Linked DNA regions of Homo sapiens: region 1 is linked to region 2. A link is a loop called in an ENCODE intact Hi-C map of the cell type or tissue named here. Cell type or tissue: sigmoid colon. All regions are shown on one strand. Links, peaks and the distances in the headings refer to the core of each region. The heading gives the core; the rest is flanking DNA.

Region 1 (11,847 bases), core at 2,190-10,189, 520 kb after region 2:
TAACTAACAGAAATTTGCACATATGTGTCAGAAGACGTACATAAGAATGTTAGTAACAGCCCTGTTTACAATAGCCCTGAATTAGAATGAACCAAAATTTCCATCAATTGTAGAGTATTTCAATGATAATATAATCACACACTGGAATGAAAATGATGGAACTACTACTAAACATACAACCTGGATCTTACAAACATAATCATAAGTGAAAGAAATTAGACACAAAATAACACATAAATGTTGATTCCACATAGATAAAGTTAAAAACAGATAACAATTAATCTATGGTGTTACAAATCAGTATACGGATTTCCTTTTGTTGGCAGGGGGGATGTTGTTGGAGAGGAAATAGGAAGAGAGCTTCTGGGGTGCCGGTCATATTGTACTTCTCAGTCTGAATAGTAGTTACAAGGGTATGTACACTCTGCTGTAATTTGTCCAGTGATACATGATGGTTTGTACATTTTTATACATGTGTGATAATTCAATAAAAATATCTGAAAAGCTACAACAGCAGTGGCAACAACAAAGCCCATTAACCACAAGAAATAATCATGTAAATTGTTTTCTTCAAATAAATGTGTTGTAAATAACTTCTCTCACTCTTTGGCATATATTTTTGTCCTCTTTTGATATACCCTAATTTTAGGTTTGTTTAATTTTTCAAACATGTCCTTTATGTTTAATACATTTGAGGAAATCTGCTTAAGAAATGCTTATCTACTCCAACATCTTATCAATGGGAATTTTATTTTTTTAACTGTCAAATTTAGATCTATAAGTAACCTGGAATTTATGTTTGTATATGATGTGATGTAGAAATCAAATTTTTATTTTTTCTATGTAGATATCAATTTATTCAGTATCATTTGTAGAAAAGATACTTCTTTGATAATGCAGTACATGGCACTTTTGTCATATGTCAAGAGTCCTTATATACGTAGGTGTGGATCTCAACTATTTTTGTTTGTTTTGTTTTTGTTTTGGATCTCAATTTTTATTCTATTCCCTTGATCTACATTTATATCCTTGTACCAGTACTATACTGTTTTGTTTACTGACACTTTGTATTAATATTTGATAGCTAATGTAAATCCTTCAAATTTGTTTTTCCATAATATAATACTGACTAATTTTGGCCCATTATATTTTTATATAAATTTTGAAATCAGCTTGCCAGTCTTTACCAAAGGAAAGCTAGCATTTTAATTTGGAATGCATTGAATCCATATATCAATTTTAGAGAAAACTCACAGCCTTACAATACTTATTCTTCGATTCCATGAGTAGGGTATATCCCCCTATCCATTTAGGTTATTTTTCATATTCCTCATATTTTACAGTGCAGAAATCATGTGTTTCTCATTATTTTTTTCCTAGATGTTGAACATTTATTATTCTATTGTCAATAGTATCATCTATTTAAATTGCATTTTCTAGTTGTTTTTATTTAATAGAAACATAATTGATTTTGCATATATACATTATATTTTATATATCAATTTCATGTGCTCTTATGTTACATATTGTTTTATATTCAGCAAGTGTTACTAAGGTATTTATTAAGATTAGTAGTTTATCTGGAGATTCTTTCACACTTAATAAGTATGCCCTCTGTGGATAATGATAGGTTTTATTTAATCCTTTCCAAACTTCATTATTTTATTTATTTTTATTGCTTTATTACCCTTGCTCCAGCACAATGCTAAATAGAAATTACCATAAAAGACTTTGTGCACTTACTCCTGATCACTGAGGGAAAGACTATTTATGTGAATTAGTATTTGTAGATATTAACTTTTGAGAATTTAGCTGTCAATCCCAATATGACAACTTGGAGGTGATGCATTTTTTTCTTCCTGCTTTAAGATTTTTCCTTTCGTCACTGGTTTTTCAGCAGTTTTATGATAATATAAGTGGGTGTGATTTTCTCTTATATTTATCCTGGTTGAAATTTATAGCACTTCTTATATCTACAAATATATACCTTTAATTCGTTTTGAAAAATTCTTAGATAATGTATTTGCCTTGCCAATATCTTTTTAAAGATTGCTTTTGTCTCATGCTACTTCTATACACACATATTGAGAATCCAATCACAGGTATAATAGAATTTTCACCATGTGTTATGCACACTCTTCTGCATTTTCCTTTTTTCCTCTCTGTTCTTTAGCTTGGATATTTTCTATTAGTTTGTATAATCCTATTAGATGGTTTTATCTAATCTTTCTTTCTGTTAAATCTCTTTGTTGTGTTTCCAGTTCACATATTTTTAAGTTCTATAATTTCCTTGGACTATTTTTCTATTTTTTATATTCTTTATAATATATCTACTTTCTTGACATTATTAATTCAATCATTTTAAAATTTCTGAAATATTTTATGAAAAATTGTAGAAATTATTTTATGTTCTAGATAATATTATCTTCTTTCACAGAGAATTTGCTTTTGCTTTGGCCAGCAGCTAGTGTTGGGACAGAAAACCACTATCCCGTCAGTCACTGGAGGCTTTGGAAGCTGGGCTTCATTCTTTAGGAGAGCTTGTCTACTTCAGATTTATCCCTATCAGAGTTCATAACTTGGAGTTACAGCTGAAAGCCAGGGTTGTTTACCTACTTGATAGGCCTTGAACTCCAATTATCATCTTATTTTTGGTTAGGTACTAAATTTCCGGCTCAGCATCTCATATTATCAGCTTTGTTCTCTGTTTCTCTTCTCCTGTTCTTAGCTAGAGTTTGCAAATTGCCAAAAACTTTGAGAAGAAAAGAGGCTAAATGCCAGAGCATCTCCCTCTTGCATTTTCTCCAGGATATTGGCCTTTGATGTCCCTTCTGCCTTAGTAGCTTTCCAATGTCTTAAAGAAATGTGTAACACTTCTGGTTGTTTTAGGTGGGAAGTTTGTTCTGCAGTAAGCTTATCTGCCGTTACCAGAAATAGAAACTATTTTGTAATAGTAAAACAAATGTATACTTTCGTACTACAATATTTAGTACTTCAGAGAACAATTGGCACTTTCTGGATATTCTCAACCAGGAGTATGTGGTTGAAACTGCACAGTTTTCTGGAGATGATTTAGGTTCTTCCCTTCTTACTCTAATTCTGTCACTGGTTGATCTTATCCACTCCACAAGCTTTAATCACAATTTCTATTCTGATGAATCCCAAATATTTACATGTAAAGAAATTATATCCCCTGGAGTATAGAACCATAAATCTAAATGCCAACTGGGTATTGACACTAGGATAACTCACAGGTGCTTCAAAATTACATATACAAAGTTGAATTTCTCATCTTCTATCTACTCTTACAAAGCTACCTCATTATCCTTTATCCCCTAGCTCAGTGAGCATCCCCAGCTGTCAAGCAATATACCTGCTAATCATCCTCAGTTCTTCTTACTCTCTCATCCTCATATCTAATCCCTCACTAAGGCCTGATATTTCAACCTCGTTATTATTTTTGGCATTCACCTTTTTCCATTTTTTGGTTACCAACTTGCTTTCTTGGAATTTTAAAACTGTCAGTATTAATCTCTCTGCTTGCAACATAAAGACATATATTTTCCACATATTCCGCCTAAGTAATCTTTGAAAAATAGTAGTAAGATATTGCCATTCTGTTGCTTAAAATCTGTCAGTAATTTTGTAATTTTCCAATTCTCCATAGTCTGTAGGACAATATCCAAATGTTTTAACTGAATACACACACACAGAAACACACACACACGCTCACACACATTTTATGATTCATACTTTGAGTTTAATTGAAAGATAGAACATCTATAAGATGAAAACAGTTGTAGTCAGAGATTCTGGTATGCAAAGTAGGAGAGAGAGCCAAGAACTAGAGGTATAACTTTGAATTATAATATTGGGTTGGTCTTCTATAGATGAGACATAAAGTTGTGAGAGTCAATAAGAACAACTAAAGAAAGATAATGAAAGAACAAAAGACAAGTGGATTAAAGACAGATATGCGGTGAAAGAGAAAAGCATTTCTACAGAAAAGACCCCCAAAATAAGTTCATTGCAGGTAGTAAGATGAACAGAAGTCAAATGTCTTGGGGAGGATCGGATTGGTTGCTTGTGTATGTTAATTAATGCAAAAGGGTCAAAGAGAAGGACTGACTTTATGGCCCTGTAGAACTCTGAGAACAGGGTCAAAATCCAGATGCATTTCTAAGACATCACACTGGGAACGGGGACTTGTAATGAGTTATCTACAAAGTGTAAAAAGATGTGGGTGACCAAAAGGTTGTCATTTCCTCCAAAACAAATTTTCCTGGAGTGAAACTGTAACTACCAGGTATAGTCATTAATAGAACTGCAGACACTAAGACTATGGAACCTTCCGTCTTCCTAACCTTTTCCTCAGGCCAGCCTTAAAGGCCTGTGAAGATCTATTAATAACACTGCTGTTTTGTTCTCTGGCAGCTCTTGGTGCCAGAAGGCTTGGTGCCAATTTGTGGTTGAGCCCCTCCTTGGGAGAAATCATGCCATTCAGAGACAGCTGATAAGTCAAGCCTATTTTCCCACTTTCTTCACTGTATTTTTCCTGTCTGAAGAACTTGTTTATGGATTTGATTTCTGTAGAGATAATAATCACAGGATTCAGTGGTATAGCATTCCTCTATGCATTTTCTCCCTGCACATTTGTGTGTGTGAAGATACTCTTTCTAAATCCCTTTCAAGACAAATTATTAATTGTGATATATTAATTATTCTCCACTGTACCTAACGGTTATCAACACTACAGAGGCACCATTGGTTGACAAAAGTGAGAGCTTTTCTCAACATTAACATAATGAGCAAGTGGCAATGAGAAAATATTTGTCCAATTAGAGACTTTTATATTTTCTTTTCTTGAGGAAATAAAACCCGAAACACATTTAAGATACATTGCTGTTTGTGCATAGGCGGTAAATTTTTTTTTTTTTTTTTTTTTTTGAGACGGAGTCTCACTCTGTCGCCCAGGCTGGAGCACAGTGGCACGATCTCGGCTCACTGCAACCCCCGCCTCCCGGGTTCAAGCGATTCTCCCGCCTTAGCCTCCGGAGTAGCTGGGATTACAGGCGCATACCACCATGCCCAGCTAATTTTTGTATTTTTGTAGAGATGGGGTTTCGCCATGTTGGCCAGGCCGGTCTTGAACACCTGACCGCGGGTGATCCCCCCGCCTCGTTCTCCCAAAGTGCCGGGATTACAGGTGTGAGCCACCGCGCCCGGCCAGTAAATAGTTTTGAAGTTTTATTTAATCCCAGCACTTTGGGAGGCCGAGGCAGGGGGATCACGAGGTCAGAAGATCTAGACCATCCTGGCTAACACCGTGAAACCCCGTCTCTACTAAAAATACAAAAAAATTAGCCAGGCGCGGTGGCGGGCGCCTGTAGTTCCAGCTACTCAGGAGGCTGAGGCAGGAGAATGGCGTGAACCCGGGAGGCGGAGCTTGCAGTGAGCCGAGATAGTGCCACTGCAGTTCGGCCTGGACGAAAGAGCGAGACTCCAGCTCAAAAAAAAAAAAAAAAAAAAAAAAAAAGAGTTTTATTCATATTCATATTAGATAACCATTTGGGTGGCACATTTCACAACACAGATGCACTTCTTAAGAGTCCTCCATCCGTCAGCGTTGTAAAAAAGGAAGTGGCACGTTTGCATGTAGTTCTTCTGAGACGGAGATTTAGGGACAACTTTGCCAAGGTGTGTAGGTGGAGAATGGGAGATTGAGACAGGCATATTGGCTCAGGAAGACAAGGGAGTAAAACTAGCAATAGAAAGGAGGGCCAATGCCGTAACAGTGTGATGGAGTGAAAACAAGAAAAAGGAAAATGCCTCAGGATTTGGTGGAGAGTTTGTTTTACCTTTTTAAGATAATACTCCTGGTCAGCTTCCCAGGTTCTTAAGTCTGGATACTGTAATGATTTTGGATGACTGCATTCCATGACCTGTTTCAAGGTAGGTTTTTTGAAAATAGGAGTTAAATATAGGCTTTCTTCCCTATGTATTCAGTTGCGTTTTTTTCTTTTTCATTTAGAAATGTTGTTTTATTTCACGTTCTCTTATTTATATTTAATTGAGATGGTGTTGGCCATTTTATCCTTCTTTTTTTTTGTTTTCTTTTCTTTTTTTATTTTATTATTATTATACTTTAAGTTTTATAGTACATGTGCACAATGTGCAGGTTAGTTACATATGTATACATGTGCCATGCTGGTGTGCTGCACCCATTAACTCGTCATTTAGCATTATGTATATCTCCCAATGCTATCCCTCCCCCTCCCCCCACCCCACAACAGTCCCCAGAGTGTGATGTTCCCCTTCCTGTGTCCATGTGTTCTCATTGTTCAATTCCCACCTATGAGTGAGAATATGCGGTGTTTGGTTTTTTGTTCTTGCGATAGTTTACTGACATTTTATCCTTCTTTAAACATTATTTTCTATCTAGAAAATCCAACTTCAAATAAATATACTCAGTTCTACATTATAAAAAGTATTACAATGAATTTAATGCTTAAAACTCATTCCGGAAGTGACGATGGAAGCAGGTTCAAATGCTTTCACTGACACTTTGTGGCAAAGTGTGGAACTACAGTATATTTTTCCAAGTTGTTTCCTGATATATTTTTTATGTACATAACAATCAATAAATTGTTATGCTATTTATTTATGTACTTATATGTAAATTAAACAACCAAGAAATCGCAAAGTGTTTTATTAAGATGATATCTAAACTGAAATATCACAACTTACTACAAATAATACTTTGTTTCAAAAATAATTTGAATTGCATATAAAAATCACAGTTGCTGTGATTAACATTGCATTGATATATTGGAACTAAGGTTTTTGGAAAAATTGTGTTTTCTTTCAATCTTTTAAAAAATACCATATTTATAAAATGAGTCATTAAGATTATCCCTAGGCATTTTCATTCTGTATTGAAGGTTTTTGAGGGACATCATTATTAGTTCAAAGTGTGTTTCACATTTTGTAGTCTGTCTTACTATGGCAACTAATTTTTTTTTTTTTTTTTTTTTTTGTGAGAGGGAGCCTCACTCTGTCGCCCAGGCTGGAGTGCAGTGGTGAAATCTCGGCTCACTGCAGCCTCCACCTCCCGGGTTCAAGCGATTCTCCTGCCTCAGCCTCCTGAGTAGCTGGGATTACAGGCTCCCACCACCAAGCCCAGCTAATTTTTGTATTTTTTAGTAGAGACAGGATTTCACTATGTTGGCCAGTCTGGTCTCGAACTCCTGATCTCAGGGGATCCACCCACCTCGGCCTCCCAAAGTGCTGGGATTACAGGCATGAGCCACCACTCCCAGTCGGCAACTAATTTTTAAAATTGTGGTAAAATATACATAATATACAATTCAACAACTTAATCAGTTTTAAGTGTATAGTTCAATGACATTAAGTATATTCACCTTATAGTGCAACCATCGTCACTATCCACCTCCAGAACATTTAAAATTTTTTAAAACTGAAACTCTTCACTCATGGAACAATAATGTCTCCTTCCCCTCTTCTCCTAGCCCCTGGGGGAAAAAAAAATCTACTTTCTATCTGTCTGATATGATTGCTCTGAGTACCTCATATAAGTGGAATCATGTAATCATTGTCCCTCTCTGTTTTTACCTTATTTTAATATAATCAAAACTAAATAAATAAGCAAATTCTTAAAATAAAATTGATATATTTAGTACAGATCCTTTTGAGACACTCAGTGGTCCACTAATTATGTACCATATCCAATCACATCACAATATCATAAATTTTATAGTCAATTATTAGTTGGCATTTCAAGGCCCAAGTATATGTTTAATAAGAGACACAATCTTACATATGCAGTTTACATGTTTTTAATCTAGTCTTAGCACCAGCATATCACCTTAGTTTACATTTGTCTAAGTGCAAGTATTGGTTTTGGAATGTAATTTTGCTCATATACAATCTGTAAGATACTAAAACAAAAGCTAGTTTATTATAAGTGAAATAATGGCAAAGGCCATTTTAAAAATATTGTATTATTTTCCCATTTGAAAATCAGTTTAGTCTTTAGCCCACAAAATAACAGGAAAATAACTTAAATCATAAAAACTATATCTGAATATTATTTAACATATTTTATAAAGATATCCTTCTTTGGATCATGGCTGCAGATGTTTTCATGCAGCTTGAGCCACTTTCCATGTCTTACGGAGAATGTGCAGGAGCTATATATCATCAGATTCTTTCAGAGAAAGAACCGGTAAGACAAATGACAGTCTGAAAGATAAAGGAAAAAAATAATTGATATCTTCTTGGCACCTCTGCATTTCAAAAATACTATTTCAATAAAGTCCATGTTAGAGGTGGAATTCAAGAATTCACTGAATCTGCATTCTTGCCTTCTGCTATCCTCTTTTGCCCTCATTTGCTCAATTATTCCTCACTCCTGGTTAATGAAGGCAGGCTTTTAAATACAGACTAACCATAAATTGACTTTAATATTGGTGTTTAATGGTTATTCACAGAACTGATTTAAAATGTGGTATCAAGTTCAGGTCCTGGGATTTACCAAAGTTCATCAGAGGACACAGTACATGGCGAATTGAGAACCATAGCCTACTTTATGTCTAAGAGAATATTGACAAACAGCTAAGTTCTCTGTGAGCTCTCAGATTTCACTCAAAAGAAATGAAGAAAGTAAATTCTCTGTTTAGACTTTGTGCCTTTTTTCTCCTTTTAAAGAATTTGCTCATCGGAAAATATACCATACCAATGGCAGCAACATACTATAAGTTTATGAGCAAATCAATTCCATCCATAGTTACTGCAGAATGTATTATAGGCAGTATTTTTGTTGGGAGAAAAGCAGCAGAAACTTAGCAAAGTAAGGGAAAGAGAAAAAGCAGCTTATAATGATAAAGAGCCTTTGTGCCCGTAGAGAGATAAGAAAAAATACAAAAGAAATCCATAATGATCCACAATAATTTTAGAATGCAATTTATGGCCATGAAGGGTACAACATGTGATTGGGTATCAAAGAAGAAAGAAGTCATGTTAATTTAGGCTAATTAAAAGATATTTTGTGAAGCAGAAAGTTTTTTATTTTGTTGGTTGACCAGTTGATTTTGGACAGTTTTGGATACTATTTAATTGGTTAAAAAGCTATTGAAATGGAGTATCAACCATTTCCAGACAGAGGAATGGCATGAGTGATGGTCTGGGCACGGAATATGTTTGACACACAGTGAAATATCAGATTCACTCTGATGCTCTGTGTATTTTACGGGAAACATTATAAGGGATAAAGGGCAAAAATTCAACAGAAACCCAGTTACTATTGGCCATCTGAGAATTTTGTACTGTCCAGGAGAAAAGAGAGCTCTCATTGAAATGGAAGAGTTAATACAACAAGACATTGTGCTTGTCTGTACTCCTATATATTTTATCCATTAAAGGAATTAATGGATTTTATCCATTTTATGACATTTATTATTTTATGACACTTATCCATTAATGACATTAATGGATAAAACATATAGGAGTACAGACAGGCACAACGCATGGGGAAACTATTAGGAGGTCACTGCAATACTCTAGCTAATGGTTACAACAATCTGACATTGGGTATTTGCAATAGGAATAGAAAGAATATAATAGAGGAAAGAGATATTTTGGAGATTTCAAGCATAATTAATGGGAGAAAATGGAAGCTTATACTTCAGAGAAGCACAAAGTCCAGTGATAAGTTTAAGTTGTATAAATTTAGTGTGCTCTCAGGAGAAGGTGATGTTTACTTTGTACTTTTACAACCTTGCACGGGTGAGTGGGTTACTGAATAAACAAATAAATGTTTGTGTAACACAAATTTAGAGAATGTGCAGTTGTAGATATATATGTAGTTCTGAATAGTCCATTTAAAGACAGATACTAGGTTTTCTTCCAGGGTTTCTAGAGTTTCGGGTCTTACATTTAAGTCTTTAATCCATCTTCAGTTGCTATTTGTATATGGTGAGAGATATGGGTTTAGTTTTGTTCTTCCGCATATGGCTAATCCAATTTTCCCAGCACCATTTATTGAGTAAGGCGTCCTTCCCCAGTGTCTCTTTTTGTTGAGTTTGTTGAAGATAAATTGCCTGTAGGTATGTGGTTTTATTTCTGGGTTTTCTATTATGTTCTATTGATCTATATGTCTATTTTTATACTATTAATAGTATCATGCTGTTTGGGTTACTATAGGCTTATAGCATAATTTGAAGTCAGTTAATACGATACCCACAGCTTTGTTCATTTTGCTTAAGATTCATTTGACTATTTGGGCATAGCCACAGTCTTTAAATATTTGAATGGACATAATGTGAAAACCACACTTAAGATATGTTTAAACGGCACAGTAATATTATCTAACACAAACTCAAAATTCAAATGTATCCAGTTGTCCCAATAGCTTTCTTTATAAATATCTTTTTTTCTTTTTATTTCTTCTTAGGATTGAAAGGTAAATATCCTAGCATCTACACAAGGGAACCGATGTGTGTGTGTATATATATATATATGTATATATATATACACACACACACACATAGGAATACATACATGTATATATACCAGTATACACATAGAATACATAGGAAGATTTTATATATATATATATATATATATATATATATATATATCTTCCCCAAAAGTGTGCCTTGGCTTTTAAAAAAGCTTACAAGATCTCAAACTGTCTTAATAGACTGACAGTAACCAAATCAATCATCCTTCTCATTGTTGCTCTGAGTAGATTGCACCTGGAGAAATGATTGCAGGTATGGATAGCTCACTTAGAGCTATTACTGATAATCTGAAGTGTGTTCAGAATAAAATAACCAGGGTGATGGGGAATGAAAAGCCCATAAGTTTCACATGATGGATTCTGATTATCTTTAGGCTGGAGAAGCATAGGCTAGGGAAGTGGGCATAGCTGTTGTTGTTAAATACTTGAATGAATGCCTTTTTGATTTGAATTGTGTTTCTCCAAAAATATATGATTAAGTCCTAATGATCATTACTCAGAATGTGACCTTATTTGGAAATGGGGTCATTGCAGATGTAATTTGATATGGTAAAGTCATATTGCAGTAGGGTGGGCCTTTAATCCAATATGACTGGGATCCTTATGAGATGATGGCCATGTGAAGATAGAAACACAGTAGAATGTCATGCACTGACAAAGGCAGAAATTGGAGTTATACTGCACAAGCTAAAGAGCACCAAAGATTGCCTGAAAACCACAAGAAAATAGGAAGAGACTAAGAAGAACTTTACTACAGCTTTCAGAGACAGGACAGCCCTGCTGACACCTTGATTTGAGAGTTCTAGCTCCAGAACTGTGAGACAATAAGTTTGTATTGTTTTAAGACACCAGGCTTATGGTACTTTTTTACAGCAGCCTTAGAAAACAAATACAATGTACATATATAGGTAAAGCTTATTCATTCAGTTCCAAGAAATAATTAGGATCTTGTAAGCAGAAACGAAGGGAAAACAGAACATGAACAAGAACTTGCTAGTAATTAAAGCCACTGCAAAATGAACTCAAGGGCTCCAGCAGGTTTTAAATTACCTGGTATTATAAATGTTCAAGCAGGATGAATCAGAGATGGTGCAGAGGTGATTATTCATGCATCAGATGGAAGGTTAGACTGAATAATCTCCAAGTGAAAAAATTATATGATCCTATCTTAAAGCCCTGTCAAATAGAGGTTGGTAGCTTCCTTTTCATTTTCTGCTTCAATCAAGAGGATATATGGATGATATAGCTTGGTGGATAACACTTAAATTGAAGACCTAGTACTTAGTTTTACTTTTACTTACTCTAGT
Region 2 (11,847 bases), core at 1,553-9,552:
TAAAACTACAATCACAAGTATGAAAATTCATGCACAAAGACAATATTTAAAATAAGACTTGAAGGGAGTACATGTTATTCTGCTATCTCTTTTCATTGCCCTATATGACTTTGGAATGAATTGTGCTGTGGTTGTCTCACGTGCTGTTCACACAGCTCTCAAAATAGTGACAATTGCTTTTAAAAAAACTTGTTAATCTTTTGCTCTAAGTGCTGCAACTTTGAACATTTAAGCAATTACCTTGGCTTTAAGTAAATCCCAAAACTTAAGAGGGCTCCTTACAATTTTTACAATCTTTGTAAGTCTGCATGAAACCTTTACAATTATTTCCACTTATTTAGTTTTCAATTCATAATGAACACATTTCTGTTGCAAGTTCTGTATGTGTGGTAGAGTGCTCTGTGTTAGGACTAATAAAAGCTAAATTTAGTGAGCACATGAGAGTATAAACTCTCCAGAGGCAATATCATTTAACCACCAGAACAAGACTACAATATCTATGTTCCATTTTACAGATGAGCAAACCAAGATTCTTAGAGTTTATTAAGTTTAGTAACTCTCCCAAGGTGAAATATTTTATAAGTGACCAAGCTCTCTGAAACCAAGTTTGTTTCATACAATTATGTACACTTAACAATTGTTATATTATTCATTTTAGATTCTGTTGAGTGATACAATTTGAAAGATCAGTAATCTAGGGAATAACATGGGTGAATGACAGTTTTCCCACCATTCATTATTGTAATGTAATCAGGATGTCTCAGGCACTTACTGTGTAACAACAACAACAATAAAAATGGGAGACTCAAGGACAAACAAGGGCCCATCCCTCAAGATGCTTTTAATCTAATGCAGAGTTGTCCAATATAACCACCAGTCACCTGGGGCTACCTAAGTTTATGTTTAAATAAATTAAAATTAAACAAAATTTCAGTTCCTCAGTCAGACTAGCCACATTTAAGTTGTTCAATAGTGACATGTGGGGGCTACCATGAACAGTACAGACAGAGCATTTCCATCAGTCAGAACTCTGTGTAATTAACTATAGGAGTAAAACTATGGCAAATGGTGCAATGATTTCTGATTTGACGCAACTGATGAGAGACATTCGCTCTGTTATACTGAAATTTCTTTATGTTTGTTAACGCTTCAAAGTCCATACAGTAGCAGAGAACATCATTATTAAATGTACTCTGCTCAAAAGAAGATATAGATATGCACTAGAATTCAGATGCAGGCCATTAATATTGCAATTCAAATTTTCATAGTAAAATTACAGTGAAGAAAAAAAGTAATACCTACCATACATTTCAATTCGGGGGGGGCACAATCTCCTTTGTAGAAGTTTATAAAAAAATGGTTCATCTCAAAGTATTGTAAATTAAGGACGTTACTCTAAACTAATCTTAAACAGCTATATGAGGGCTAAACAAGGAAAACACAGCCAGGAGCTATTTAACTTTCACAGTTCCTTATTTAGGAAACCAAGGAGCATAAAATCAAGTTAAAATGTATCATGTCTGCCACTATTGCTTTCAGTGCCATGCTTTCTGAAACTTTCTTTAAGCCTGACTTTTATTGCTTCTTTGTGCATAATAACCAGTTCATTTAACCAGAGGTTAATTTTAAGGCATATTTTGTAAGGTGCATTTTATTTATTTATTTATTTCCCCCAATCAGTATGTAAAATATAAAAAACGTGCTACATGAAGCAGATATATCTATTATAATGAGTGGCTTTTTGTTGTTGTTGTTGTTATTTCTGCTACTAATGAACTGCAAATTTGGCTGAAATAAGAGTGAAAAAGGCTAGAGCTAGGGAAAGCTTACCGAAATTGGAGATACCCTGTTCACTTTTTTTTTTTTTTTTTTTTTTGAGATGGAGTCTCGCTCTGTTACCCAGGCTGGAGTGCAGTGGCGTGATCTCTGCTCACTGCAAGCTCCGCCTCCCGGGTTCACGCCATTCTCCTGCCTCAGCCTCCGGAGTAGCTGGGACTACAGGCGCCCGCCACCATGCCTGGCTAATTTTTTGTATTTTTAGTAGACACGGGGTTTCACCGTGTTAACCAGGATGGTCTCCATCTCCTGACCTCGTGATGTGCCCGCCTCGGCCTCCCAAAGTGGTGAGATTACAGGCGTGAGCCACCGAGCCCGGCCACTTTCTTTAATTGTTAACAGGTTACTAAGTAAATACTGGGAAGAGTAGTGTCAACTCTGCATTAAAATGTGTACACATAAGCAAAATAAAGTCTCCTAAATATGCTTACGGTTTCAACTTATGATGAAATGGGCCTGCCTAGAAACAAGAAAGTGCTTTCACTATGTTTCTTTCTATTCAGGTTGCCAATTCATGTCAGCCCTTCTCCATTAGGTAGTTCAGGTTACTGACAGACTAGGCCAGTGTTAGCATTTAGCAAACAGATCAATTTAGATTTTAACTCTGGTAGTAACATCAGAATAGGAGCCACCGTTATCTAGCCAAGTAGGCCACCGCTATGTCTGTTCTGCTAGTTTTTTTTTTTTTTTTCCTTTTTTTTGGTTAGGCCAGTAGTTTCCTGTTGTTGCTCCTGCTTTGCTTGTGGAAATCTGCTTTTGATCGATGTGAATACCTTTTGCAGGGATGGGCTCTTCGAACAGTTATTTTTCCCTTCATTGCCATCATTTTCACACCCAGCCACTTCATGCATTTATTTGTACAACTTACCAAGCCTCTGAAACATTTTGAGTTTTCAACCCTCGAATTAGATGTTTCTTCACATGAAAATAGTTAGGAGTCTTACACAGAGATTTATGAGAAAAACATATTTGCTTGAAAATAATAATCTTTTAAGTATGTATAACAATTAAATTAAAAATCCTAAGAATGGAAAATATTCTGTATAAGTATGTATATTATCATTAAACATATTAACAATTTAAAATTATAATTTAAAAATACAAATTCATGAGAATTAGGTTTAAAACAACAATCTCTGAGTTAGCCATGTCTCTAGATGAGAATGATTAGCTGTCTCTAATTTACTATTTTTATCATTGTTTCTTGTCTATCATCCTTTTTAAAGATGCATTAGGCCTGGCGCAGTGGCTCAGGCCTGTAATCTCAACACTTTGGGAGGCTGAGGCGGGTGGATAACCTGAGATCAGGAGTTCAAAACCAGCCTGGCCAAAATAGCAAAGCCCCGTCTGTACTAAAAATAAAAAAAAATTAGCCAGGCATGGTGGTGGGCACCTGAGTCCCAGCTACTCGGGAGGCTGAGGCAGGGAGAATCACTTGAACTCAGGAGGCAGAGGTTGCAGTAAGCCAAGATTGCACCACTGCACTCCAGTCTAGGCAACAGAGCCAGACTCCATTTCAAAAAAAAAAAAAAAAAAGATGCATTAGATTCTTCCTCCTTCCTTTTTAATCAGTGTCAAACAACTAGTATTTCTATAAAGATTTTGCTGTTCTCTCTGCAAATCTTTATAATTTCCCTTCTTTGAGCCCTTTTCTTAGTTCTGTTTTCATGGCCACATCACTTCACACTGCTTGGTGCTTCCCTCCCTTCCAGTTTCAGCTTTTCTTGCTTGCTACACTTGTTCTATTCTCATCCTGCCCACACTTCTCAATCTTCACACACATTTTCTGCTGTACCTGTCACTATCCCTGAGTTCACTCTCTGCAGTTGCCCTCAAGCTAAGTGGACTGGTTTCAAAGTTCTCTCTTTCACTATTTTTTTTTTTAGACGGAATCTTGCTCTGTCTCCAGGCCGGAGTGCAATGGTGCAATCCCAGCTCACAGCAACCTCCACCTCCTGGGTTCAAGCGATTCTCCTGTCTCAGTCTCCCGAGTAGTTGGAATTACAGGCGCCTGCCACAGTGCCCAGCTAATTTTTGTAATTTTTAGTAGATACGGGGTTTTGCCATGTTGAACAGACTGGTCTCGAATTCCTGACCTCAGGTGATCCACCTGCCTTGGCCTCCCAAAGTGCTGGGATTACAGGTGTGAGCCACCACGCCCGGCCCTTAACTCTTTACAAAGCCTGGGAGAAGGTGTTTATCCATCCCTCCATCTGAATAGCCATCACTTTCCCTATTCCCTCTTCTTTAGCCTCCAAGGAATATAAAACAGCTGGTGTAGGCCGGGTGCAGTGGCTCACACCTGTAATCTCAGCACTTTGGGAGGCTGAGGTGGGTGGATCACGTGAGGTCAGGACTTTGAGACCAGCCTGGCCAATATGGTGAAACCCCATCTCTACTAAAATTACAAAAATTAGCCAGGTGTGGTGGCGTACGCCAGTAGTCCCAGCTACTCAGGAGGCTGAGGCAGGAGAATTGCTTGAACCTGGGAGGCAGAGGTTGCAGTGAGCCGAGATCATGTCGCTACACTCCAGCCTGAGCGACAGAGAGAGACTGCGTCTCAACAACAAGAACAACAACAACAACAAACAACAAAAACAGCTGATATTTTTAGTCCTAGAAGCAAGTTGTCCATATGACTGAGGAGAAGAATAAGGAGAGTGAATACAAAGCATATGAGTAATGTAGTGAAACAGCAACATATGGTCTCTATCTGTGCAGAGCATTGCATATAATAGTTCAACTCTTCTCACCAGTAAGAATTTGGAAATTTTCCAATTCTGCATGCCTAATAAACGTAGCTAGTAGTTGATTTAAAAAGTAATACAATAAAGAGAAAGATGAAATTTATTTTTTTGTTGTACATATACATTCTGTAGTTCCTGGTTGTTTAATTCTTCAGTGCTTATATTTTGTAGTAGGTAATATACTATTCCTAAATTGTTAATAAGAGATGCTTACTCAAGATCATAATCATTTCAGCAGCTGAAATATTTTAAGTCTCTTGACTATCTCCTTTCATATTTTTACAATTTTGGATTAAATTGCCTTATGCTACACAGTCATATTCCCTATGTGTTTTTTTGTTTTGTTTTTTTGTTTTTGTTTTTTCTTTTTGCTAGAATATAGCACGAAGCAATATTAGTGTTAAGGTAATTTCAGGTTGTGTTTATAATTCTGAGACTAGATAAAGAATAAACATGTGACTAATATGTATCGGGGGAACCAGCCCCCAATATTTCAACGTAGGTTCTTTTCTATTTTCCCTAAGTGTTGGCCGGTCTGAGAAATAAACAAATGTCCATGACATCTTCACAATTTATGTTCTTCTGCCGTGGCTTCAGCCGGTCTCTCCGTTCGGGGTCCCTGACTTCCCACAACAAACATGTTAACTCTCAATCTAATTTTTACAGTTTATTCTATTTAATTATAGCTATTGTCTTAACACAGATTTATTTGTAATTTCAACATAATGACCAGGAAAGAGGTAAAGAAATTGTTGTACGGATCCAAGTAGATACCATTTCAAGTTAGTCATTTCTTCATAACGATTGTTGTTTCTGACCTATACTTATAAGCTCATCATAGTCATCCCTGTGAATTAGCTCAGAGGTTCATTGCAGACTCTTCTCAGGAATGTGCAGTCTACCTGTACACATCCCATACATAGCTGCAGTACAGGCATTCCAACACCAGGTGGCACTAGTAGTAATTTATAGCTGGTTAGTCTTGGGTCGCGCAGGTACCCTTAATAAATTCAAAGTATTAGTCAAAAAGTATCTCTTTATTTAGGGCACCATGGGATACTAATCATTTTCTTCTAATTTTATTATTTTCACAAATAATATTTTCTCATGTAAATTTTTAAATGATTTACATTATATAATTCACAGTGTCCATATTTCCCTTTGTTTAGACGTTTGCATCTCTTTGTGTCTTTCTGCTATGCTTCCTAGCCTTACTCCATGAAAACTAGCCTTACTCCATGAAAACATGTTAGGAACACAGCTAGAACTGTTTTTAAATTAATAAAATTGAGCCATCTTCTTCTACTTTTTGAGTTAGCACATTCTTAGCCATTTCTTTCTTACAACTCTGCTTTCTCCCCCTACCTTAATTTCACATCCAATCTTTAATTAACTGAACCAAACTGATTACAAAACAATCATTACTTTCTCTTTTTACACTCGAATGGTCCAAACAGAAGAAGCTTTTGAGCAAGATTCCCAACTGACTAGAAGAAGCCTGGGCAGTTTAACGGGCTTATTGAGAACACAATGGGATAATTGTTTAATAAGCCTTACCACTGGGCAATCAAAAGCTGTCAGTTAACTTAGCTTTCATAGATAATATTGAAATCTAGTTCTCTAAAACTCTCTAAACATTAACTAAGATAAGCAACCTGTTTTAATATAATGTAGTCTCTAAGAGGCCGGGCCATGGGAAAACGATCAGACTTTCCCAGGTCTTACACATCCAGGCAAAATATAGCAAAGAGAACAGAGCAGCGGAGGGGGTTGGCTCTTAAATTCATATCCACTACTATATACTCAACGCTTAATTGCAGTCATAGTGATTCATAAGCACTTTAATTGTAAGGGTTAAGTTACAGCAAACAAACACAGACGGTGGTAGCTGAAGACACACATTGGTTTGTTCCTTCACATGAAGACTAGCTTGTTCCTTCTACACAGGTTGAATGAAGAAGAAAGGTGCACAGAGATAAACAACAATAGGTTAATAAAATACAATCCATTTTGAAGGTAACTAGATTCTCTCTCTCTCTTTTTCTCTGTTCTTCATTTTTCCTGCCTCTTTTTTCCATTCCATGCTTGTCAGGAGGATAACCTCAAATATTCAATTTATAGGAGAGTGTGTTTTTAAATATCACAGGGAAATCCATATTTGTTTTGGCTGACACTCAATAGCTAATTAGTCTTAAACAATCTGGTAAGAGCTTGAACAGAGACCATCTGTCCTTGAAATTCCCTCTGTGGCTTTTCCAAAAGACCCAGCTTTTCCAAAAGACCCAGCTTTTCCAAAAAACTTTGGACAAATTTACAGTAGTTTTAGACTCCAAGACATGGAGCCAAATGCTTTCTTTTTTTTTCCTATTTGCATTGAACTGTGCTAAAAATTGTATCTGATTTATACCATTCAATATGATAAAATAATGATAGCTGGCATTTATTGATGACTTCCTATATGTTAAACCTTTATTCTCAGCTCTTCATTTAAGTTATCTCATTTAATATTCACAAAACCCTGATATTATGTTTATTTTTACAGTTGACAAAATTGAGACAGAAACAGTTGAGTAAATAGTAGACTAAATACAGTATGTGGCAGCAGTTTGTATTTCTATTAAGTTAGACAAAGCACAATCAGAATGGAGGGTTTAAGCTCTGATTGATTTGTAGTGAACACATGCTTTACTTGGGGAAATAAAAAAGCTTGATTCCCTGGAGAGACAGCGTTCACATAAACAGACACTCTGACCTCACAGCATGTAGAAGACTATGCTAATCCTCTGAAATGTAAAGAAGTGGCTTTGATGTTTTTTATGATTCACAACTAAAAATTAAAACAATTTTCATCATGACAAAAGTCACACAAATACACACATGTTCCTAAATATTTTCATTTAATGATATTCTTACTGCATATAATAAAAACTGACATTTCTTGTTATGCTATTTTTTGTGTGGTAGAGACTCATAAATTGATTCCTTGAACCACCAATGGGTTATAACCTGCATGTTGAGAAAAAAGCTGGTTTGTAAAACAAAACAATAAAGAATATCAAAATCCAAATAGATGAAGAGTCGCCTTACACTTTACCACACTATTTGACATCTTCTACGTATGATTAAATAAAGAAAATCCTCTATAATAATATTTCTTAGCTGGATATGAATTTTCCTGTGGAAATGTAAAAATGTGATCATGTGTTCCTTTTGGTAATGGGCAGCACAAAACTATGAAAGCCTGGCTGCTGGTGCTAAAAAATAGACACAAAAGGCACAGAGCATCCAAACATTAGAATGGCAAGAGAGACAGAATAATCAAATTAAAAAGAGAAGTGAGTTGGGGTAAAGGCCATCAAAAGGCACATGGGAATTTCAGACTTAGGTCAGCAGAAGCTTTGACAGCATGGACTAGTGGGAAGAAAGGAGAAGGCAGGGCTGGCCAGAAGGGTCAGTGGGTTGACGGCAAGATTATAGATAACATAGAAGAGCACAGATAATTTAGGATTGATTTTAATGAGTGTTCAGATCCAGAATCCAAGGGATCATGCTGATGGATCCCAGTAGAGAGACTTCAGACACTGGTGATGTTCAATGTTAGACAAACCATGGAATTGTGGCTCTGAGGTAATGGTTTTCAAACTGTAGAATATATGTGAATTGCATGATGTATTTGCTTAAAATTCAGATTCCTGAGTGTCACCCTCAAAAATTCTGAATATGTGGAAACCCAGGACTCTCCATTGTAACAAAAGTATAGCCATGCCTTGAGAAATAACCTCTTTAGTATTTGGAGAAGGATCTAAATGGAGCTGGGGAAATGGTGCCAGTGGATTCCTGTAGGGACTTGGCCGGTTCTGTCTTTGAAAAGACTAAAGTTTAGTGGGAACTCATGTTCAAGCCTTACCAGGCAGATGGGATGCTAGGCTTGAGTTGCAAAGTTGACCCTACAGAATGCTGCCTTGAAGGCCAAGAACAATCCTGCCTAATATAGGGGTCAGAACTGCCTCTGAAAATTGTTGTCTTGCTAGGTGATAGATATTGGTGGCTACATGGGCCAGAACCATAAGCAAACATAAATGAGTCTTCTGAAAACTAGTAAGAATGATTTTCTGAGGGCATAGAATGAAATTTAGAGAAAATTCTAGATGAGGTCAAAGGTGGAAATAGAAAAAAATTTGGCCTCTTTGGGGCCAGCAGGGAAAGGACATCAGATAGAACAAAGGTTCTCTAAGATAGGCGTAAGTTCCCTAATGAACTAATTCTGCCATGTCTCATGTGTATATGTTTTGTCTTTGTAAATTCTCATCTTGACATTACCAGTAATCACCATCAACAAGTATACATGAAATGCTTTGTTTTATTCTATTATTAGTAGTTAAAATTTAGCAAATGTCTTTGATTTCCCTTAACCACAAAGCTCTTATAAGGTTACTGGTTGATAACATGGAATTTGGAATGACCCTTAACTTTAAATTCTCACTCATTCATTTTCAACTATTTGACCTTGAGCAGGTTACGTGGTCTGGACAGGTCTTAATTATTGAACATGTGAAATTAGATGAGATAAAAACATGTATTTCTCTTTTTATATATCATCTCTAATTCTCATAATAACATGGCAAAGTGAATTATTGATTCTATCCTTCAGGTGAAGAAATGGAGGCTTCATAGGTTAAGTAACTTGAAGCCATCGAGCTGGTAATAAGTTGACCCACAACATATTAACAGCAATATCTACCCCAAAGTTTAGCATTTTCTTACTAAGTCACACTTCTACCTTCACTGTCCTCTAATATGGCGACTTCACCTTTGTTTTATTTCTTGCCCTAGCATCTACATGATCTGAGATATCAGTAGAGGAAAATTTATCCTCATTCCTTTCACTAGTTGAGACAAAGTGAAGAGGGAGAAACTGCCTTCTCTTTCCCTCAAAACATGTATTTTATAAGAATGAGAATGGTTCAACAAAACCCACCTAATGGTTAACCATTTAAAGTTATTTCCATAAATTCAATAAAGCATCTCTTAAGTATGAAGGTATGGAGAATGTTGATACAATTAGAAAGAATCTCTGCAGGTAGATAAATTCCCAAAGGAGTCATAATATAAATTGCCACACCTATTCTACATGGGATTTGGGGGCATTACTATAAACAAGAACAACAACGACAACAACAAACTTTATCTGTTTTGTTGTTGGGAAGGCAGAATCAGGACTTTAAATCCAATCTTTGGAAGGTTTGCCTCCACCTGACCTGGGATACTTGAAGTTCAGAGCAACATGATATACTTAAGTGGGAATGTGGAATTCCACTCTTTGATTCATTTGAGCACAATATCGGAGCCAACATTTTCTTTTCTCTTTTCAAGTTCTTCTCTACATGACTGAACAAGTGATCTAGGTGTGGTTTTGATGATTATTTCTGGAGCTCGGAGCCAAGATAGAGAGAAACATAGCATTGCAGTTTGGCTTTCTTGCCTGTCTATAAAGGAATGCAGGAAAGGTGCCAATTTCATTGAGTTTAAGCCCAAGGACTCTTGCAAAACAACACTTTATAAATGTCTGCCTTTTAAAGAATATCATGTGTGGCCAGGTGCGGTGGCTCACACCTGTAATCCCAGCACTTTGGGAGGCCAAAGTGGGCAGATCATGAGGTCAGGAGTTTAAGACCAGCCTGACTAACATGGTGACACCCTGTCTCTACTAAAAATACAAAAATTATCCGGGAATAGTGGCATGCATCTGTAATCCCAACTACTCAGGAGGCTGAGACAGGAGAATCGCTTGAACCCGGGAGGTGGAAGTTGCAGTGAGCCGAGATCTCACCACTGCACTCCAGCCTGGGTGACAAGAGCAAGACTCAGTCTCAAAAAAAAAAAAAAAAAAAAAAAGAAAGAAAAAAAAAGAGCATTATTTGTAGAATATGCCATCATGTTAATGTCATAGTTTGATAAATTTAGGAAAACTAAACTTACTTTTTTCTGAAATGTTATGGAAATTTAGAATTGAATATTTTTAAAAGACAACATTTTCAGGTTAGTCATTTATTCTAAACCTAAGAAAATTATCCATTATTAAATGTTCTTATATTCTACGTATCTTGATGTTGAATTGAAATTGGGTAGATATTTTTATCACAGGATTCTCTGCACCCCTAATTGGAGGAATGGATATGTTTTATATGAGAATGACAGAGTGTCTTATTATTGCTTTTTTCATGGGTGAATGAAACCATAGCAGGGTACCAGTCCAGAATACATTTTTGCTTTCTCCCCTTTCCTCTCAGTTTAAAATTGAACTTGGGACATGAATAGAAAACAGCAACTACATTAAACTCTTTAAAAAGCTTTTTCACATCTCTTGAATCAAAATGCTGTTTTTCACAAGCCAAGTAGGATGATTGTGGCTGGCATTAAATCGATCTATTGAATGCTAAAGTTATTTTTCCATAACACAAACCCAGCGTGTATAGCTGTGGCTAAGCCTCCATCACCCTCCCCTACTGAGGAGCCTCAAACCAAATTCACAGGGAACCTCCTTTAGCAATTTCTGAGTTTTTATATTCACATAATTTTTAGACTTTCATCCTTGATCATCAGAAAGATATTTTTGTCAGTTATGGAAACTTGTGTTTTAAACATACAAAGAAAATGAACTACAGCATTTTGCCCAGACAACTGCTGACAGAACATCTGCTAAACAATAATACTTTTGATTCCCACTGACCTAAGTCAGAACATACATTGGCAACCTGCTTCAGACTTAAGATTTCCTAGCTATTTTAATAAAAGTCCATTAATCAATTCCAACCTGTTTCTCATAATAGAGAGTAACCTCAGGAGAAAATGATATGACACCGAACAAATAATTCCTATTTGTAAAATTGTTTAGACAAGTATTCACATGAGAGATTCTTGACCCAGAGGGATTTATATTATGTAGGTTCATTTCTTTAAGGGCAAATAATTACTTTTCAAGATAAGCATTAATAATAAAGATTTGCAAAGACATGTTTAGAGTTTTATCTTAAATGCATCAAGACCAGTCCTTCTCCTGTTGCATCAAATTATTCTTCTTTGACAGAACTTTTTACCTAGTTCTAAGGGAGCTTACTTGCTTTGTCCAGTTGCAACCCGGCAATTGCATATAAAATTGAAAATATGCTCTAAGGACACCATGTAAAAAAAATAGAAAACCCTTAACTCCATACGTTACTGTTAATAAACTGTAGGTTGTGGCCTTTTCATTAGCCAAAGTTTC

Evidence for each region. A loop is a pair of places that touch in the nucleus more often than their neighbours do. Peaks named below come from ENCODE experiments on the same cell type or tissue, not always from the same donor. Only the 100,000 strongest peaks of a DNase experiment are listed, where the experiment ranks them.
Region 1: it touches region 2 in a loop (4-fold over the local background); 23 of 110 quality-filtered maps call a loop at or near these places.

What each region holds. Positions count from the first base shown.
Region 1 is chr6:55,234,849-55,246,695 of GRCh38, forward strand. All of the region lies in intron 1 of HCRTR2 (hypocretin receptor 2), which reads left to right. Among named protein-coding and RNA genes, the nearest start is that of HCRTR2, 66 kb to the left of the region's middle. In sigmoid colon, for the core only: a CTCF peak has its summit at 6,575; no DNase peak of the experiment used is centred there.
Region 2 is chr6:54,712,515-54,724,361 of GRCh38, forward strand. The region is part of intron 1 of LOC107986606 (a long non-coding RNA gene); the gene reads right to left. Among named protein-coding and RNA genes, the nearest start is that of FAM83B, 130 kb to the right of the region's middle. In sigmoid colon, for the core only: a CTCF peak has its summit at 5,515 (motif pointing right); a DNase peak (open chromatin) is centred at 5,520; H3K27ac peaks cover 195 bases.